Regions from separate parts of the Homo sapiens genome. Here region 1 is linked to region 2. Evidence: chromatin loops called from intact Hi-C (ENCODE). Cell type or tissue: Calu3. All regions are shown on one strand.

Region 1 (8,000 bases), 440 kb before region 2:
AGTTTTTGAAATGTAAATACTTCTGGGAGAAAGACCTGTTAAGTCTTTATTGACTCCTTACTATGAATTACAATGGCGTTTCCATTGCAGGGTAGGGAAGGACTATTGTCTCCTGCGGACCTATACACTGCCAAGGTGGATAGTGAGGGGTCTTAGATAGCCAAGCCCAGTCTCAGGCCTTCAGGTCAGGGGAGCTGAAAATAAAAAGGACCCCCGGGAAAAGGAGCCCCTATAAAGTAATTTTTACCATCTTTGTACCCTCAGTGGAGCTGACTGAGCTGACCATGTTGAGGACCTCAGCAAATTTGGTGAGGCTCCTGTCTTCACACATCTCTTTCCCTAGAATCTATCTAATTACTTCCTCCTGCCCCAAAGAAGCAGAAAGTGATTGGACTTCATCAAGGCCATGTCTCTGCTGTCTAGTGAAGATGAAGACATTGGGGAGTTGGGGGTAAGAAGACTGTAGACAAGTAAAAAGTTAAGCAAGGTTCAGACTATTTGCGATATGCTAAATTCTGGCCCCTCCCTCTTTCATGCTTTCCCCTGCACCATCACTCCCAAAACAAGGCAAGAGTGAGATGAGCCAGGAGCATGAGCTACTGAGTCTAATTCTTTTGTCAGGGGTTGTTGTGCAGCTTAGGAGCTGAGTAGATTGTTACTCTGGAAAGCCTCTGTCCATTCCCTGAGAGATCTCCCTGGTGTCAGGATTGGCACCTATCTCAAGAAAGACGAAGCTTCCCAGTTTAGAAGCCTCCAAAAAAATTGGCAGTTGAGTGGAGATTCAAACAGACCTTCTAATGCCGTCCAATAGCACTTTCTGGGATGATGGAGATACTTTATCTAAATATTCTATGCTGCCTAATACCATAGCTACTAGTCGCACATGGCTATTGAACATATGAAATGTGACTAGTAGGACTGAGGAAATGGATTTTTAGTTTTATTTACTTTTAATTAACTTAAATATTATGATATCCACATGTAACTAGTAGCAGCTGTGTTGGACAGCACAGCTTAGTCACCACCACTCTCCCCCCACTGCATTATCTTGTTTCCTCATGTTACCGGGGGTCCTTGCTCCCAGAGCTCCCAAGATGGTGGCGGGCCGCTTCCAAGATTGTGGCAAGCCTCGTGTTCTCGACCTGGGGTTCTTGGCCTCACAGATTCCAACAAATGGAATCTTGGGCCATGTGGTGAGTGTTAAGCTCTGTTAGAAGCCGTGGGTCACGGAAGAGAACCGTGGAACCCAGTGACTAGTGTTCAGCTGGATTAGGACGAACCCGGGCACTTAGCCGTGCAGGAACAATGGCAAGCCTTTAGCCCAATCAGCAGTGGCAATGGGCACCTCCTTGGATAAGGAGCCCAGCAGACACCCTGGCAGATCCTGAGGGATGGAAGTCAGCAGCGGGTCTACAATGGCGGCAAACAGCAGTGGTGGACAGCGAGCGAAAGCTCAGCTCGAGCCGTAACAAACACGGATCAGAAGAGAGTGCAGTTGCAAGATTTAATAGAGTGACGACAGAGCTCCCATACAAAGGGAGGGGACCCAAAAAGGGTAGCCATTGCCTGCTCCAATGCCTGGGTTTATATCCTGATCATTGTCCCTTCCGCTGTGCTCTCAGGCAATAGATGATTGGCTATTTCTTTACCTCCTGTTTTAGCCTAATTAGCATTTTAGTGAGCTCTCTTTCCTACCTGATTGGTCAGGTGGGAGCTAAGTTGCAAGCCCCGTGTTTAAAGGTGGATGCGGTCACCTTCCCAGCTAGGCTTAGTGATTCTTAGTCAGCCTAGGAAATCCAGCTAGTCCTGTCTCTCACTCAGTGGTCACTGCCCAAGGTTTTATGACCTATCAAGACAACACGATTGATTTCACTGATGTCATTTTATTGCTCTGTTGAAAAAATTCTTTCCAGGAAGTTAAAATTGTTAAGGAAAGTTTATTCATTTTACAAGTGGATGGTATTCCACACATTGCTTATAACTTACTCAAAAATGCAAAGTTCAGAACTAATAAGATGCTGATGTGCCGAGTTTTTTAGGCAAGACATTTAACCTCACTGGACCTTTGATTCCTCAACTGTGAAATAACAAGTTTATGCTAAATGAACCTGAAGGCCTTTACCAGCTCTAAAAGGAGATGATTTGAAATGGCTGCTATGATGGTGAAAAGATTATATATGTTCAAATAAGTAAAATTATGGAAGGAGTTGCCATTTCTGATAAGGTGGTTAGAAATTTAGTAATAAACATGAATTCAATATAATAACAGGGAGCAATAGCAAAGCATAAAAACAAAGTATAAGATGAACATGGGCCAGGCATGATGGCTTACGCCTGTAATCCCAGCACTTTGGGAGGCCGAGGTGGGAGGATCACTTGAGGCTAGGAGTTCAAGGCCAGCCTAGGCAACATGAACCCCATCTCTACAAAAAAAGAAAAGATGTATACAAAGGATCTAACTTCAAGGCAGAAAGTGTGAGAAGGCTGGTTGCTCCCTAGACTGCTCACTGTTCTTACTACCCATTATACAAAATGAGCATTTCTGTAATCAATTCTAATGAAGCTCATAAGTCTACCTTACAGTTTGCTATAAATACTGAAACATGTACTACATTTGTTTATATGTTACTTTGAGAACTTTTAGAGACCCATTGTAAAGCAAGAATTGACAAATAAGTCAGTTTCCAACTACCATGAGGAAGTTCCTTTGACCTCAACCCTCGTAAAAAGATGCACTGGCTGTACTATCAAAAGCACAGTTTTCACATGAACTGACATCACCCAACATCAGCCCAAATACCTTATGAGCCTAAATCCTAAGACAGCCAGAACTGAAACTCTTTTGGGGGAAAATGTTGCTTCTACGATGGGCCTCCATAAGTAATAAAACATTTCTAGCACCAGAAATCCAAGTACACCAAAGACCAACTGAAAATGTTTGTCATACCAGTACTATTAAAGGACAAATTCTGGCAGCCTGTAGCTAACGTTGCATATGAGGAGCATTCTGAGGAAACTCTGCCCACAGCATGAATCTGTAACCCACCAGAAACACAGCACTTCTAAATGCTAATAATAATGGCTAACGATTACATAGCACTTACTATGGCCAGACATTGATCTTGTGTCTGGTAAGTGTCAGAGTAAGCCTGAATCTTCATGAAAGGCATGAAAGCTTGACTCATTTATGCTTAGTTTGGAGTACTTATCCAGTGATACCAACGAAGCACTGTCTAATTAAAATGCTTAAAACTTCTGAATAGGTGAAATTCTGTAACAACCACATTTATATAAGTTATTTTATAAAATGCATTGGAAATTACCCAGAGATCAAAAAGTTATCAACATGAATGTAGAATTTTCCTTCTTTTATCTGGAAAAAAAAAGTCTCAAACAATTGGGGAAAAAATGTGGTGATATCTGTCATAATTTACAGAGACTCCAGTGTAGGCAAACAAAAAAGAGCGTTCCTTGAATCATTCCAGACTGGTGAGCCCCTCCCATGGGAATTTTGCACCTCAGTACCACTTGGTGATGTGTAAGAATAGATTGGCTTGTTCACTGTTCTGGTTTCTCTTTTTACAATTACTAGTTCCTTCTGACTAACCTTAGAAAATGTCATAAAACAGAAATGTGTTACCAAATGACCTGCATTGGTAACATTTCTCTCAATAGGCCTTCTTCTAGAAAACATTCCTTTAAATTTTCATCTTGCTTTACTTTTTTCCCTTTTAGCCTTGCTTAGTGCCATTTTAGCTACAATCAAAAACTTGTATGTCTTGGATTATATAAAAGTGTTACTTGTGGCAAATCCATACAGGTCTGCAGCAACCTCAATTCTTGCCTCTGCAGAAGAAAGAATTCAATGGAGGGGCATAAGGCAGAAGGAGAGACCAAGGCAAGTTTTAGAGCAGGAGTGAAAGTTTATTAAAAAGCTTTAGAGCATGAATGAAAAGAAAGTAAAGTATACTTGGAAGAGGGCCAAGAGGGCAACTTGAAAGACAAGTTTGTGGTTTGACCTTTTGACATGGGGTTTTATACACTGGCATACTTTCAGGATCTGTGTCCCTTCTTCCCTGATTCTTCCTTTGGGGTGTGCTGTCTACATGCACAATGGCCTGCTAGCATGTGGGAGGGGAGCATACGCAGTGTGTTTACTGGAATTTTATGCATGCTCACTTGAGGTTTTCTTCCCTTACCAATCTAGCATTCCTGGACGAAGGTCATATACCAGTTAAACTCTGCCACTTTGCCTCTTAATGCACATGCTTGATCTCACTCCCCCAATCCCTGAGAGCTTATTGGAAAGCTACTAATCACCAGTTTCAGGTTTTTGCTATCTATAGGGAGACTGCCTTTCCCTGGCTCTGGCTGAGTCCAATTATTATCTTAGAGAGACAGTTAACAACTGCCTGACCATCACCCGACGGTCGCCTGACATTCCTGATGGGGTGAGGGGAGCCCTCTCCTGCCCTGCTCATGCCTGACTAGCTACCTACTATAACAAAAGTTATGTTCTTAAAATCTATTGTATAAGCTTCCTCAGAATTAAGGAGTTAAGCTTTACAGTCTGGAAAATCAGTATTTGAGCTTACTAGAGGACAATCTTTGCAACTTACTTCACCTCTTCACCTTTTGTATATTACTATTCCCTATTTTCTTTTGTTTCCTTTTTTTTTGAGACGGAGTTTTGCTCTTGTTTCCCAAGCTGGAGTGCAGTGGCGCGATCTCAGCTCACTGCAACCTCTGCCTCCTGGGTTCAAGCGATTCTCCTGCCTCAGCCTCCCAAGTAGCTACAGGCATGTGCCACCACGCCTGGCTAATTTTCTTTTTATTTTTGTATTTTTAGTAGAGATGGGGTTTCACCATGTTGGTCAGGCTGGTCTCAAACTCCTGACCTCTAGTGATCCACCCACCTTGGCTTCCCAATATTCTGGGATTACAGGCATGTGCCACTGCGCCCAACCACTATTCCCTATTTTCAATAAGACTGGTTAGTAAAGTCAACCTCACATATAGTGGTGCCCTCGATTCATAAGAACTCTTAAATGTTCAAAAATTTTGTGAACTAGTTTTTATACACAGCCTTTATTATAAATTAAATTATATAAATTATGCTTTTATGTTAAAACAAAAATAATACCCAGAACCCATCACTTTCTAATTATTTTACTAAATTTTATTATTATCTGTGTTCTTGAAGTTACTTATGTCTACTGTACTTGTATGGTGGAAATACTATATAATAGTATGCTACTGGGTGTCTCTTCCTAGTCCTGCTGTGTCTGTGAAGTCAGGTTGGTAGCTGGAATTCAGCCAAGGTGAAAATATTTACACTGTAGAAATCAGCAAACACTACAAATCTGGGCTGTTTGTCCTCTGAGATAGTTGTTTATCAAGCATTTACCAGCACATTGCTGCTTGTGTGTATGGTATAAGAATCAAATGAGATAATGTGTAATAGGTGCTTAAGTGTTGTATTAGTCCATTCTCACACTGCTATAAACATACTACCCAAGACTGGGTAATTCATAAAGGAAAGAGGTTTAATTGACTCACAGTTCTGCATGGATGAATAGGTCTCAGGAAACTTACAATCATGGCAAAAGGGGAAGCAGGCACCTTCTTCACAAGGTGGCAGGAGAGAGAAGAGTGCTCAAAGGCTGAAGAGTCCCACACTCATCAAACAACCAGATCTTGTGAGAGTTCACTATCACAGGAACAGCATGGGGAATAAGGACCCATGATCCAATCACCTTTCACTTGGTCCCTCCCCTGTTATGGGGGATTACAATTCGAGATGAGATTTGGGTGGGGACACAGAGCCAAATCATATTTGTGTGTAACTCATATTTTGTAGTCAATAAATGTTAGTTGTTCTCATTAGTATTATTAATTTTTATTATCATACAGTCAATTAGTAAATCAGTTCTTCATTGTCTAATTCAGTGCCTTTAAAGGTTTCTTAGAGCATATAAAAATGCAATACTATGAAATATTTCCATAATGACATAGATCTCAGCTTCCTTAACATAATGGCATTGTTATCTACACTGTGTCCTAATTTTGATTAGTGATGCCTTTTATGGAAATTTAATTTTTTTTTTTTTTTAGTTCTAGTTCAACCCTCTCCTCTGTCAGAGAAGGAAACAAGGTCCCAAAAGCCTAGTGTTTTGCCTAAGGTCTCAAGGGCATCTAGTAGTAAAATATGTTACCAATGTAATTTACAAAGTCTTTGGATACTTTTATAAATGAAAAAGTTGTTTATTAAGAGTGTGAGTCAATGGTTTTTATTTTGGCATTTATGGTGTCCTTGTGAAAACTTGGTGCAACATATATAGCAATTGAACCATAGGAAATTACCATATTTGTAAGTAAGAAATAGTCAAATATTGGTAATGTCATATGGCTCTATCTAACCTGATATATTTAACCTAATAAGCTGATAGTCAAAGTGATATGATCTTTCCATTTCTTCCCCACTCCTGTCTTGCAAACATGATGTTATTTATTTATTTATTTATTTTGAGAATGAATTTCACTCTTGTTGCCCAGGCTGCGGTGCAATGGCATGATCTTGGCTCACCACAAACTCTGCGTCTCGAGTTCAAGTGATTCTCCTGCCTCAGCCTCCCGAGTAGCTGGGATTACAGGCATGTGCCACCATGCCCGGCTAATTTTTTGTATTTTTTTTTAGTAGAGATGGGGTTTCTCCATGTTGGTCAGGCTGGTCTCGAGCTCCTGACCTCGTGATCTGTCCACCTCGGCCTCCCAAAGTGCTGGGATTACAGGGGTGAGCCACCGTGCCTGGCCATAATGTAATTAAGATGAATCCAGTCATATGCACATGAGCTACAGAGGTTTAATTCAGGGGTTTGTGGAATTATTTGGCTAGATAAAGTTTATGGTTTCTATGCTAAAGAGTGATACTATGCTACCATTGTACTTAACAAAAGAATTATCCCCAGGCTTTGAGATGAAGAAGGACAGAATAAATAGTTGATACATGTTTGTATGGAATTTGTGTCATTTTCTGGTTTGGATTTAAAACCAAAGAATGGCTAAATTATATGTATTACCCTAGGCTTTTAAAAAACACTCACCACATAAGCATTAGCTTTGAAAACCCTAAATTGCTTTTAAAAAATGGTCAAGCCAAAGTAGAAGAAAATCTGTGGTTTTATGCCCAATATACAATTACACAATAACAGAATTTATATGCTTGCAGTTGGATTCACAAAACCTCCTTAATGTACTAAAGTGTGGTCTAATTGCTTACTAATAAAAGGGGGAAACAGTCTCTAATTAGATAAATACCTTTTATAGCAATCTTAGTAAACATACTCTGTTTGTCAGGGTGAAGCAAAGAGTTGGGAATGTGTGATCAATGACTGTTTTCACCCTGTTTTTCCTGGTGGGACAGGGTCAGCTTGGAACGCACGGTTCTTGCCCAGAGCTGCTCAGCATTCCAGACTAACAGCTCTAATCAGCTCCTCCTTTAGTCAACAGTATTCAAGGGATGAAAGGCGGGAATGGTTTCTATTATTATTTTTTTAACCACATAATTGGAGTCAAAATAGTAATTGACTCTTGTTTGTTTCTCCAACCTGTCCTCTGGGAATAACTTCAGGGTGCAAGTAGTTCTCAAAGTCCCTAAACAAGTTTCTGTTTTCATTAGTTCCTGGAGATTCTACCTTTCTTCTTCTTTTTTTAAAAAAACTTGCTTTGAATTAAGGGCTCTTATTCTGAAAAGCTTAAGAAAGAAGCTGTCCCTTTAGCAAACTGAGTTGGAGAACACTAGAATGTGTGGTCACGGGAGCCATAAGGCCTGAGTTCTATTCCTAGGTGTGTTACTAATTCATTGTGAAACCTTGACAGTGTCACTTGAATTCCAAGTACCTCAGTGTTCCCATTTGTAAAATAAAGTTTGAGGCAGAAGGCATAGAGCTGGTGTACTCTGAATTGCTGTGAGACAAGATTGACAAAGGCGTGGGCAAAAA
Region 2 (8,000 bases):
GGCTACACATGCTGAGTCTCCTTCTACCTCTCAGATCACTTCTCATTCTTATTTGCTGTTTCCTCTTCCATCATCAGCCTTTTAAATATTGGATTTTCCTGTAGCTTTTGCCAAAGACATCTTCTTTTCTTACTCACTCTCTTTCCCAATAATTGCATTCCCAAGTGTTTTGAGAAGACTTCCAAATCCATATCATTTCCTCCGTCCTCGTCTGGGGATTCAGACCCACATCCCCAGTTGCACATTGGGATAGCTACAAATGAATGGCCAAGCAGCACACGTCCAAATCAAATTCTTACTTCTCCCATCCAATTCCCTGCCCTCTATTGCTGTCCTCCACAAATCTGTGGAAGCCTCAGGTCCTCCACAGCTACTGTTTTCCTGTCTTCCTTCCATTTCCCACATGCAATTCGTCATCAGGCTTTCCAAATTAGCCCTTAAGAGGTCGCTCAAAGTCATCCCTTCTGCCCCTTTGGCTCTACTCTTTGTCTAGCTTATATCCTGACCTCTTGGCACCTGAGCCGTCGCAACAGCCTTGCAACCTGGTACCAGTTTCTTCCTCTCCAAAGCTGTCATTCACATGGCTGCCAGAGTTATTCATATCTTCCAGAGACACACAGTGAGTAATGTGACTATCCTCCCAAAAGATTCCAGTGACTTCAATTTCTATAGGCTGAAGACAACAGCATCCAAAGTCCTTCACGACAGGGACCTAATTTCTTTCTAGCCCCAGAAGTCAAAGAATCTCTGGGGCCCCCAGCTGTCAAAGAAATTTGAAGAAGGATTGAACTTCTGTGGGAGGAGGGTAACCATAAAGGCATGCCCAACTAGGGAAGCAATATGAGCAAAAGCACTGAAGTCGAAAACACTATTTGATTCAGAGGAAGAAAAGAGAAAAGCTAATGGGCAAGGAAAGCTGGTGTTATGCAGAGAGATATGGTTCAATCAACAGAATGGAGAAAAAACATTAGTAAGAGTCTTAAGACAAAAATCAGACATGAACTTAATAACAGGGCTATGTTCATTTCCATGTATATTACCTATCCCTGCATAACTTCTCCAAACCTAATATTCTACAGCAGATCCAACGAAATGCTCCCAAGTTGGCTAAGTGTTCTTACTTCTATTTTAGGCTTTCAATCCCAATTGTTAACAACTCCATTAAATATAAAACTTCCTTTCAGAGCTACTTGGAAATGTGTTACATAAATGCTGCATATTTCCCCTCTTACTTCTTCCCCAGCATTTCTCCAGCCTCTAAAAATAATGCCTCAGATGCTGGCTTTGTTCACTGTTTGAGCTCCCACTTGCACACCTATCATGTTCAGAGCCCAGCTGGGGCAGATCACTTTCACAGGCATTAGGTTTTTGTGTCTCCATTCCTTCCTGCTCATATAGCATTTTTTTAAATGAAGCTTAGGTTCCTGAGGCAATAATGTTCTCCCATGGGAATTAAAAGGCTACAGATCATTGTTTTTCTCTCCTGATTTCCACGGTAGCCTCAGAAGACATTTTATATGGCCAATATAAGAGCTCTCCTACATACATTTAGAAGGGCAATTAAGAACAATAGTAGTCAGTGGTTGCCAATGTTTACTTGAAAGCTAAGACTTACTATGAGGCAGATGCTGTGCCAGGGACTTGACACGCAGAATCACATTCAATTATCGCATCAATCTGATGACTAGGTATCATTACACTCTTCATATTTTAGATAAGTCAACTGAAAATTGGAGAGGTTAAAGAACTTGACCCCAGGTTGCCAAGCTGGTAAATGGCAGTGCCTAGTTGCAGCCCTAGATTGGCTTGGCACCATAACTCATGTTCTGTATGCAGAAAATCACTTGTAAATTTTGAAATAGAAGCTAATCCTGGTATCTTATGTCAGGTGCTCCCAGAAGCAGACCCAGAAACAAGGATTTATGGTGGCAGCACTCTGTCCACAGCACTAGAAAAGGGAAGTGGTCCCAAGAAGGGAAGGCAGCCAGTAAAGGGTGAGCATCCTTTGAGGAACTCCGGAAGATAGCATAGAACATAACCCAGAGTTAACCTAACCAGGATGGGAGGAAACTGAGCTATTTCTCCACCCACTCCCATGCCGGTCATTGGTTGAGAGCTGCTTTGGGGACAGCTGAGTATGGACGGACCATATTCCCCAGTTAGAAAAAAAACCTCAGACAGAGAGTCACAGACATTCCCACAAAGCATCCTGCAGCAAGTAAAGTGAGTTCTGGGGGCTGCAGGCAGGGCACCAAGAGCATCTGCTACAAATGCATATGGCCCGAGAACTAAAAAAGGAGAGAACCACCCACCCCTGGGCTCACATGTTCAATTAAGTTGCTTCGCACACCATCCTCTAGACTCAGTTTAACTGGTATTGGTATTGGCTTTCACCATATTTTTCCAATAATTCTGTCTTTTCTGTGTCCAGCTGGGCGACACAAACTTTGAAGGAGACATGGGAATGACTGTGGGGCTGCTACCACCAGAACGGTGGAGCCCCCACTCCTCCTCCCACCTTTGCACACCAGCACTTTCCACCTGCGAGCACCACACTACACTATGGAAATCTGTACCCTGCCCATAACAAATTTCTCCCATTGTTCGTTTAGGCTGCAGAGACTAGATGATCTAAAAGTCCCCAAATTCCAATTTTTGGAGACCCAGATGAGGTCATTTTCCAAGGATCATATCTCTGAAAAATCCTCCTTCAATTTCTTCATTCGAGATTTTGCAACACTGAAGTTCCTACGTTAGTAAACATATGACTAAGAGAGCTAAATATTGCATAGTTATCTGGGGTTAAATAACTCTTTGAGCAGTTTTATAGGTTGGATGTTTTAGTGGTAACGATAAATATTAATAGTAGTGAAGTGTTCTCATATAATGATGGCTTGGTATGTGCCCAGCCATCTAATTAGCTCATTATTTCTCACTATAACCCTAAAAGATTCTTGCAGTCTAAGAATCAAAAGCCCAGATGGTTAAGTAACTTGTCTGAGGTCACATAGCAAATTAAAATGGATCCAGGGTCCAAACCTGTCTGTTGTTTGTTTGTTTGTTCGTCTGTTTTACCATATACCACAGTGTCTGTCTAGCATTGCCCAGAGAGAACTGCTCTGCAGCTCTTCCCATCAAAACACTAGAGAAATTATTGCTAAGTAATGGGCTATTTTCATAAATATGACTTATAAAGTACTTCAGAGCTGTTTGAAATGCAGTATTAAAATAACCTGCAAAATGGTTAATTTATTATTGGGTGCTGCTGTATTCTCCACAGAAGTCAAATTAATAACATTATCTACATTTGTCCTTGAGAAGATAACTTAGTAGAATGGAAGGCATTCTGACATCATCTAATTGCCAGCTTGCAGAACTCAGGCCCAAAGACGTTAAGTAACTAACTCAAGGATGCTCAGCCAGCTAGTTAGCAGTCAGCCAGGATTAGGCCCCCAGCTTCCCCCACTTCAGGTCTGTAGCTTTTTCCATTCACCCCACCGGTGTGTGTCTTTTCATTCAAACTGCCCCCTTGGGCAATTACAGATGCTCACAATCTTTAGCACTAATGCAAATTTCAGTTCCACTGCCCCGCGTTTCTAACAATTCTCTGAAATGTTTTTCTCACAGGCATTTAGGATAGTGATATAATAACAGTTTTTTAATGTCTTTTCTCCGAAAGAAATAACAAACCAAAGCTCCAGGCTTCTGTTTCATCGTTATATAATACTTGTCTGGGATTGCAAATCACTTGCAGAAGGACAGGGCTCGGGGGAGGAGGGGGTGGGTGTGAATCTTTTGTGGTTTCTTGGGTAACGTGAAGCGATTTGTCATTTTAGAGAGGCTGGAGCCTATGCCCTCAGATCCATTAGCGATCAGACTTGTTTTGATTATCTTTGAAACCTTGCAGTTTCTGAGGCTGTCCCTGAATGGGGGTAGAACACAATGGTTGCAGACAGACCTGTTTTTCTCTCTTCCCTTCCACCCAAGTAAGAGAACAGGCTAATAATAAATCAAAGTTCTAGAACTTGAATTTGAACTGAAAATACCTCCGACTAAAACCTGTTTCTTCCATCCTGCAAATAGGAGGGGAAGCAATCCGCCAGAGCAGGGAACTGCTGCATTTTCTGTGAATGTGCGCCCTCTGATGGTAAATTTTGGTAACGACTGGCTCTCGGGAGAAGTAAACAAAATTATCATACCAAAAAGAATATTTTATTGGGGGGGAAAGAGCTACAGAGGACTCATTAATGTTCAACTTTATAGTCATAAGTTGGCGGTTATGGAGGACCCACTGAGAGTTGCTTTAGTTCTCGTGGAGATTTGCACAAGAGAAATTCAAAGCATTGTTACTTAGGGAGCTCTCAAAATACCTTGTTGCTGGGTGTATTTATAGAAGTTAAAGCAACTCCGAAGGGGCAGCGGTGTAAGGATTTGGGCTATTCACGTTAAACTCTTACTAAAATAGTCAAAAGCGGTGTGCAGTTCCCTCAATTTGGGAAGACAGACAAAATGAATTCCAAAGCAAATTGAGATAATTTTAAAGTGTTTTGACTAAAAACAAATGGGGTGGAGTTTTTTTCTTTAATACAGTACAATAAGCTATGCCTTCAGTGGCAAATCCCCCATTGATGAATCTTTTCTTTCTACTTTTGTGCCTCCTTGTAAAAGCCCTGCAATCTGCTGAATATCTTTACTTAAGTATTTAGATGGAAAGGGCAGCAAGAGAAAGCCAGTTACTTTATTAGGCATTCCACTCGGCAATATTCCATTCCCTGGTTCCTGCTCACATTTGATAAGGAATGCATTCCACTGATCTATGCTTAGCTGCTAGTGGCTGAAAGAATTTCCCCTCATCATTCCCTTCCCTGCTTCTCCTTTTTCACTCTCCCCCCCACCCACAGACATCTCTAATTCAGGCCACCTCAACTGCCTCCATTATTCATCCAGATCATTCCTAACCTCGCTGTGCACAAGCACCCACGTTTATTTCCTTGGTGATGCTCAGTTTGACCTCTTGGTGCACAAGAAATACAAAATCAAATCAGCTGGCTGAGTCTAGCACTCACGGGGACTATGCACAGGTTTTGCTGTTCCCACTCTGGAACCAATCAAACACGAGCCCATCAGCAAACAAACCACATTATATAAAGCAGCCGTGAGGCCAGCTGTGAGACCAAGAAGGCAGATCACACGGCCACAGTTTTACCCACGTGCTTGGAGAATCCTCCATCAGCTGCTCGTGAAAACAAATCCAGACGTCTGTAGTTGTGCATACATTTTGTGCCAGCCAGCAAGCACACAGGTATAGAATAGAACCTCTTGCTACATTTGTGTATCCAGAAAGCAAAATACTTAGCGGGATTCACGTTGCCCCAGGGGAATACAGACACATATTTTGCTTCTTTGAAATTCCTTCAAGTCTTGATGATGGCCAGCAGTGTGCTGGGGATGGCTTTAGCTCATTTGTTTTCCTACCAAGGCAGCATGTGTTTAGTGACTAAGGTGAACAGAGCAGCCGTGATCACAGGAGGGTAACCAAAAATCAGCCTTCCTGCTCCTTGGATGAGCTTTCTCACTTGACTGCTCTGTGGAAAGAAAAGAGGACGTCTGAGAAATTCAATTTAGTTTTAATAACCTGACTCCTATTTGCTAATGTTCCAAACTGCATTTAAAGAAGTCTAAATCTCAGATGGAGATTTGGTTAGAGCAATGAGTGGGCAAGTAAAACATCTTTCCACCTGGAAAGAAATTGTGATAAGAAAAAAGATTTGAATTGAAATCATTTTTCATCCAAGTAATTTAGAGTGATCCTAAGTAGGTCATTGCACTTCGGCGCTGCTGTGCATTCAACTGATGCTCATTCAGCTTTGGGCAATGGTGAAGCATTGATTTTAAGTAGAAACTTTTTTTCTCCCAAGATATCTCATATTTTATATGCAAGAAAACTCTTCTCACTTTTGAGATCAAATTTATATTATATGGATGTTCTCTTGTTGTTATATGGTTAATATAGCATTGCACGGTAGAAGGAAAATAAGTAGAATGTTAAGAGGGAGAGAGTGTAAGAGGGAGGTGAGATAGAATGGGAGATAGAGAGGGGGTGGAGAAAGGAAGGGGGGAGAAAAGTGAAAGAGCCCACGAATGCCTATGGGTGTTAGAGAAAGCAAGTCCCACTGTGCGAGAAAAAGTGAGTGTCAATTCATTTCTGATGATAGAGAGGACTAATTAGAGAAAGCTAACAGCTCAACAGAATCTGGGGTTGGGGTAATCCAACTATGCATAGCCCCTTCCCCACTGGGAATCCTTGCTGACAGTACTGTAATGGGAGGTGTCACTGATATGAGATTGTCAGCCATAAGAAGCATGTGGAGAAAGAAAAGGCTGAGGACCTGAAAGTAAACAAGGGAGAAAGAAATGAATCCCTTCATTGCAAATGAAAGATAACAAATACATATTTGAAGATGAGATACGGAAACTCCCAAAGAAGACAATAAACCCAGTAATTAAATCATCAATTACCTATAAATCACCCCATCCCAAACAATATAGGAAAGCAGCAATTCTTTATTAATAATGAGAGATGTGTCATTCACAGGGACAATTGGTCGTTATGTGGCAGTCAGACAGCATAGAGCAGGAGGTCTACATCTTTCCTGCGACAAGCCTTCAGAGACTCTTCTTATGTAAGTGTGGCTGGGTGCCAGCTGGCTTTCGGTTCAGTGACAATATTGTCAGCATTTTTTGACTAATAATTTCTAAATTGTATAGCAAATACATTCCAAAACCTTAATTCTGAATTGGGTTCAATACACAAAGTTTGGGGCCTTTTCATGAGCTGCCTTTGTTGTAGCTGTTGTTATTGATGATGGTGGTGGTGTTACTTTGTTCTTGGTGATAATTAGGTTGTAGAAATAAAAGAGACAAAAGAGGTAGATGTTCCGTACACTGCAGCAGTTTCTGGTGATAAATGATTTTATAAAAGGTTTTGCTTCCATCTAGTGGTTGTTATGTAGAACTGTCCTATTCTGACAAGTGAAATTCATTGGATTAAATCTTTAAATGCCCCTACACTATACAAAGAGCTAGCGATTAAAATACTCATGCTACTATTTTTTAAATACTAATAATAACGTAGCCCTTCCCATAATAAGGTCTACTGGAGGAATCAACCACTTAAATATTTACAGCAAAAATATGCTATAAGCAAAACCATTATTAATAAGTTAATATTTACGTAATACTACTAGGTGCCAGACATTGATTCAAGTGCATTATACATTTTAGTTCATCTGATGTTTTCAGTACTCCTGTGAGGTTTTTAGCCTTGTTTTACAGAGGAAGCTGAGGCTCAGAGAGGTTATATAACTCCCTCCAGAGTCACACGGAGTTAAGTGCTGGAGCCAGACTTTGAACCAGGCAACCTAGCCCAAGCTTGTTCTCTTACCATGGCGTATTTGTATGGCAAATACAATAGAAGGAATATGTAGTAAGTAACTACAGGAATTCAACCATGGCAGTAAGGATGGGAGCAGAAATTTAAAGTGAAGAGAGACCTAAAATACATCTGACGGTAGAATTAATAGGATTTGGTGGGCAATTAGATAGGAAGAAGATAAGGAAGGAAGTTGGTAGAGTTTCCGGCTAAGCAAAATGGGAGATGGTAATTAATCAAGATACCGAATTTTGAAGTAGACAAAAGTGGGAGGAGAGTAGATGAAGATAAAACTCTCATTTCTTGTTTAGAGGCTTAAAAGCAGTAAGAGGTAAACATACTCAATCAAAAGTATGCATTTTAGGAAAAGGCCTATGCACAATAAGGACAACTGTTTATATTGTGAATCATCAACTTGAAGAAGACATATGAGAATACACTCATCTAATATGACTTTGTAAAACTTTTGAAGTTTCTGAAGTTAAAAACATCTATCATGAGCTATAGCTATAAACAAATGTTCAAATGTTTTACTGCAAGAGTACACAAAAAATGCTTAATGTGAGGC

Evidence for each region. A loop is a pair of places that touch in the nucleus more often than their neighbours do. Peaks named below come from ENCODE experiments on the same cell type or tissue, not always from the same donor. Only the 100,000 strongest peaks of a DNase experiment are listed, where the experiment ranks them.
Region 1: a loop joins it to region 2, with 12 times the contacts of the local background. A loop is called at or near these places in 3 of 110 quality-filtered maps.

Annotation. Positions count from the first base shown.
Region 1 is chrX:20,965,296-20,973,295 of GRCh38, reverse strand. No RefSeq gene overlaps it. Among named protein-coding and RNA genes, the nearest start is that of CNKSR2, 410 kb to the left of the region's middle. RefSeq lists an enhancer at 1-312. In Calu3, no CTCF peak of the experiment used is centred here; a DNase peak (open chromatin) is centred at 4,085.
Region 2 is chrX:20,526,645-20,534,644 of GRCh38, reverse strand. No RefSeq gene overlaps it. Among named protein-coding and RNA genes, the nearest start is that of RPS6KA3, 260 kb to the right of the region's middle. In Calu3, CTCF peaks have their summits at 4,154 (motif pointing left) and 6,998 (motif pointing left); a DNase peak (open chromatin) is centred at 4,124.